Regions from separate parts of the Homo sapiens genome. Here region 2 is linked to region 1. A link is an interaction called in ENCODE POLR2A ChIA-PET data of the cell type or tissue named here. Cell type or tissue: GM12878. All regions are shown on one strand. Links, peaks and the distances in the headings refer to the core of each region. The heading gives the core; the rest is flanking DNA. Region 1 has its middle 160 kb from the start of DTNBP1. Region 2 has its middle 110 kb from the start of DTNBP1.

What was found. ChIA-PET counts read pairs that join two places held together with the same protein. Peaks named below come from ENCODE experiments on the same cell type or tissue, not always from the same donor. Only the 100,000 strongest peaks of a DNase experiment are listed, where the experiment ranks them.
Region 2: POLR2A ChIA-PET joins it to region 1 with 5 read pairs; 3 of 35 experiments call an interaction of 5 or more read pairs at or near these places.

Annotation. Positions count from the first base shown.
Region 1 is chr6:15,825,515-15,828,331 of GRCh38, reverse strand. No RefSeq gene overlaps it. Among named protein-coding and RNA genes, the nearest start is that of DTNBP1, 160 kb to the right of the region's middle. In GM12878, for the core only: no CTCF peak of the experiment used is centred there; no DNase peak of the experiment used is centred there.
Region 2 is chr6:15,775,261-15,778,077 of GRCh38, reverse strand. No RefSeq gene overlaps it. Among named protein-coding and RNA genes, the nearest start is that of DTNBP1, 110 kb to the right of the region's middle. In GM12878, for the core only: no CTCF peak of the experiment used is centred there; a DNase peak (open chromatin) is centred at 1,337.

The DNA.
Region 1 (2,817 bases), core at 250-2,749:
CTAAACTGCATCCCATTGTCAGCATTGTCCCCACGCTTCCACGCTTTACAAACTTCTCCATATTGCAACCAGTTCTCAGAAGACAGAGGTTTCATTTTGGCACTTTAATCCTCACTGTCAAGTCCCTTTCGCCATAGCCCACCAGCTGTCTTGGTCTTCTCCATAATGGCTGTGACATGAAGCCCCCAGGATGGCACTCCCGTACCTTCTGACACCCTGCAGCCCCTAGTGCCAGGTCTCCTTGGCCTCCCTTTCCCTGCCCCAGGCCTGGACCCCTGCCCAGGAACTGCTGCCTGGCTCTTCTCTTCTGATACTTCACACGCTTGCCAAGACTTCCTCTGGGTGCCTATGACTGGATGTCTAATGAGTGGTCAGCCTCACTGAGAGACTGACTATTATTGTATGTCTTTCTCCTCCTCTCAGAATGTCAGCTCCCAGGGGAGAGCTGTTTTGTTCACAGGTATAGCCCAAGCGCCTAAAACAGTGCCTGGTACAGAGTAGGTACTTAAGAAAGGTTGTTGGTTTTGTTCAGTGCCTTGGTGCCAGTCCTTCCTGATTTGGCCTTTTATGCCATGGACCAAACTCTACAGCTAACATTACCTCATTACATATCTCCTTTACACATCCCCAGCTCGGCGGGGTGTGGTGGCCCACGCCTGTCATCTCAGCACTTTGGGCAGTTGAAGGGGGTGGATCACCTGAGGTCAGGAGTTCAAGACCAGCCTGGCCAACATGGTGAAACCCTGTCTCTACTAAAAATACGAAAATTAGCTGGGCATGGGTGTGTGCCTGTAATCCCAGCTACTCAGGAGGCTGAGGCAGGAGAATTGCTTGAACCCGGGAGGCGGAGGTTGCAATGAGCTGAGATGGTGCCATTGCACTCCAGCCTGGGTGACAAAGTAAGACTCTGTCTCAGAAAAAAAAATTAATAATAATAATAATTAAAATAATAAGTAACAAATCCCTAGCTCTCTGGGGACAGAAAATGGATATCCATTCTTGCTTGGAGTATCAGCAAAGTAGCAGGGGTGGAGGAAAGGGACTACACTTGAGACTTTCCGAGCCTCTTTACTATTTATCAGGGACAGATTCCATGTGGAGATGTTTTAATTCAGAAAGAAAAGCAACTCCCTAGGTCCATTATTCATGCCCTAGATTGACTTCAATAGCCATCAACCTCCCATCCGCCACACCCCAGTAATGAGATGGCTCTTGGGCAGCCACATTTCTCAACCCATCACTCAGTCCTGGCCTCTGCTCACTGGACTCAGAGAGGAATGTGATCTAAGGACAGCCCACTGAGAGTCTGGCCAGCAACCCATGCTGTGACTTAGCATGGTAGATTGAGCGCGGCCAGTCACGTTCATCCTCAAGAACAGAACTAAGACAGAAAGAACAGAGTAGATAACAGTGACCTGAGGCTGAAGGAAAGTTCTGGGGTAGAGTAGAGACCATGAGGTACCATTTTCAGGGAAAAATTATGAGGGAGCAGGAACTGAAAAGAAACAGAGACCAGGAATAAATTATCGAACACAGAGAAGACGGAAAAAATGAGCCAACTGGAAGAGAGAAACAGACACATCAAGAGGAGCTTGGCGGGGCCAAGAGCCGCCAGATCTGCAGTGGTTGAAAGAGCTTCCCCGTGTCCTGCTCTTCCTAGCAGGTGGGTTTCTAAGCACATGTCGCCTTCAGGTAAACACCTCATTGTTTGAGGTTCATTGTTAATTCTTGCCACCAAAGCAGCCTAATTAAACAGATTCTAATTAGGGGGAAGCATTAGTTTCCTGTTGTGGAAGTTATAAATTCTCATAAACTTTATGACCTAAAACAACACAAATTTATGATCTTACAGTGCCGGAGGTCAGAATTCTGAAATGGGTCTCACTGGGCTATTTCAAGATGACAGAGGTGCCACCTTCCTTTTGGAAGCTCTAGGAAATAATTTGGGTGGTTTTGGGTTTTGGGGGGCTTTTTGTTTGTCTTTTTTAATTTCTAGGGGGTGCTGTGTTTCTTGGTTCAAAGACCCCAGACCCCATTTGCATTCTCCACCTCTGCCTCCATCATTCCTTCTCCTTCTCCAACTCTCCTGCCTCCCTCTCTCCCTTATAAGGAATCTCATGATTACTTTGAGCCCACCCAGCTAATCCAGCACAATCTCCTCATCTCCAGGTCCTTAACCTACATCACATTTGCAAAGTCCCTTTTGCCACATAAGGTGATGTATTCACAGGTTCTGGGGATTAGCACATGGGCACCTGAGGGAGCCAATATTCTGACTACCACAGGGAACATGGGATAATCCCCCAACAACAGCAAAGTACTGAGCCTTCACAGACGTCCACCAAACGATATATCAGCTAGAACTGCTGCTCACATTTTAAATGCTTGAAAACGGGAAGGAATCATGATGACAGACAGGCCTCTAATAAGCCTCTGATCAACAGGAGAGCCTTCTCCATATTTTCAATGCTGGTTTCCAGAAGTTACGTGAACACAGGGGTTCCTAGGAGTATGGGCTTCATTTGAAATGCAAGGTGAGAAGCTCACCCAATTAGAACAAAGTTTCACTAGCATTGCAATGAATAAGCAAGCAGTCTAGGGAGAGTGAGGCTGACCAGAACTGTGGCGGAGATTGGTATAGACTCACCTTTGATTGCGGTCCTTCCTCATTGCAGAGATTTATTTAGCTGTGTTTTACTCAGAAGATCCTGTTGACAGCTGGGGATGGATGCACACGACTGTGTGATTACAGAGCTCTAAGAAATGACATGATGGGAAGAGAGGAGTGTAAACCATAAGGAAGTGATGCCTGGTGAC
Region 2 (2,817 bases), core at 70-2,569, 50 kb after region 1:
AATCAAACAAGGCCATCTTTTTTTTTGAAAACAGGGTCTCTCTCTGATGCCCAGACTGGAGTGCAGTGGCACTCCCTGCATACCAAGATCACAGCTCACTGCAGCCTTGAGCTCCTGGCCTCAAGTGATCTTCCTGCCTCAGCCTCCCAAAGTGCTGGGAATACAGGTCTGAACCACAGCACCTGGCCACAAGGCCACATTTGCAAGTGAATGGAAAAGATATTTAACGCATGTGAATTTCCTGCCTCGTCTCTGGCAATTGGTTATGAGTGTCTAACTCCCTCTATCAACCATTCTCCTGTTCAAAATCTTAATCTAGTCTTGTCCTTGGCTGCTGTCCTCAAGGAATAATGATTTATGAAGGTTCAGGTCAGAATGCTAATTTAAAAACCTTTGTAGCTGCTAGCGAGACTGACTTAAGCTACACATACAGAATAATAAATATGGCATATAGACTGGGTTGAATGGTGCAGCTCCCAAAGACACGCCCATGCCTTAATGCCTAGAATCTATGAATGCGATCTTATGTGGGAAAAGATTCTTTTCAGATGCAATGAAGTTAGGGATCTTAAGATGAGGAGTTCACCCTGGACGATCCAGGTGAGCCCTAAGTGCACTAACAGGTGCCTTTATAAGAGCGAGGCAAAGGGAAATTACACAGACATTACAGGAGAAGGTAATGTGGCCACAGAGAAAAGACTGGAGTGTTGCTGCCCAGGTCAAGGAATGCTGACGATCACCAGAAACTGGCAGCAGCCAAAAACAACCTGCCTCAGCCTCCTGATAGCTGGGACTACAGGCATGCACCCCTGTGTCTAGCTACATTTTTTTTTTGGTAGAAACAGGGTCTCACTATGTTGCCCAGGCTGGTTCCAATCACATTTCTACATGGCTGTCCATCCTTTGTTGAACCTAAGCATAAAAATGGACAATTCCCCTGTATCTTCAGGTCTTCATTCTGAAGTCTTCTGTGTATACACATGAAACTTGTACACCTTTTCTCCAATTAACCTGCCTTCTGTGAGCTGATTTTTCAGTGAAACTTCAGAGGGCCAACCCCAATAACAAAAAAGTTCCTACCCTTGGTAGAAAAGATTTCTAACCAGAACCCTTACTAAAACAATGGCAGTTGAGATGAGGTCAAGGGTAGATAGAAGAGTTCCTTAGAACATTAAAGTCATAATAAATCATTCTGCTTTAAATCATCGAAAGTGTCCCATGAGTATTATGGAGAAATAAGAAGAGAAACCATATTACCTTCACACTTACATATCACACTTCACACTTACATATCAATTTTAATGGTGCCTCTGAGTCACAAGTATCAATACACTTGACGTTATTACCAACAAGGGACTTTCCAGCCCCACCTTGCAACCAGCCAAATCTAGAAAACAAGGATAATGAGGACATCATCCATCACCCCTCCTGCATAATATGCAGTGCCCATAACCCCCAGCATTCTACCCTTAAAGAACAAAACTAAAGTGTTGGCTCAGTTCTCTAACCTTCTTTAAAAGCTTATATATCACCATTTGGCATCTTCAGGTTTGACTCATACAGGATATTGTGTTCTTTTCATGAGCACACAATGAGCTAAGGTTCTCTCAAGGGTATAGCTATATGCTTAGGAAGGAAAGTTTATAAGATTTTCTTCTTAACTCTACTAATTGAAAATTAGCTTTCTCATAAAAAAAATTTTGGTTTTTCCCTAGGGGTGTAGTACAATTGGAAGATCAGAAAACATCAAGAACAAAATATTAGATGGAATGTAAAACTGTATTAAGAGTGGTTTGGAACTCTTGAGAAACAGTGGGTGCCTTCAGTCCTTGTGCTATTATTGATTGGAGTTTGAGGCCACCGTCTGACATCTTAGTTCAAACAGGCTAATAGGCTTTTGAATCTTCACTGGGGAAAGGTAAGTGGAATCCAGCATCTTTTTTTTTTTTTCTCTTGAGACCAAGTCTCACTTTGTAGCCCAGGCTGGAGTGCGGTGGCACGATCTCGGCTCACTGCAAACTCCACCTCCCAGGTTCCAGTGATGGAATCCCGCATCTTTGATGAGATGCTATGAATTGCTTGGCTTGTGTTGCAATTCCTTTAGTAAGCATGTGACCTTTTACTTAAGTCAATACTCTCTCTGTCTTCGTTTCTTTCCCTTATTTGATACATTCCATTGTTCTCTTCCATAAATGGCAAGGAAACATCAGATAGCACTTTTAGATATTTTTGACTCTATTTTTTTCAGGAGAAAGTTTTATATAGGCATTTCCTGCTTCAAAATACAAGCTATCCATGGAGACTAAGTAGCTTATTATGGGTTAGAATACTAACTTCACATACTCCTGTACCTTTGTTCCAAACACATAGTAGGTACTCAACAAATATTAACAGTCTCCTGAGTTAGTATGTATGAAAGTACATGTTGAGCATCATTAAGTAAAAAGCACCAAATAAGTAAGTCATGAAGCAAAGAATAAGTCTTTAGTAGGCAGCAGGAAAAGACTAGAATGGACATGCGCAAAGCATGACCAAGGGACCAGTATTTAACCAGCACCTACTACATGTCAGGTACCATTTAGGCACTGGAAATGCAGTAGACAAGACAAGCCCCTCCTCTCATGGGACTGTCACTCTAGCTGGGGAAACTGACAATAAACAGTTAAACAAGTATAAGGCAAAACTGTGCGCTCTGCTTGAGATGAATATAGATATTCACCTGAAACCAAACATAAGTGTTCATTGACTTCTATATCAGCTGACTCTGGTGCTTTCCATCCTTCTATTTTAAACCCCCAAATTTTGACCTCTTACAGT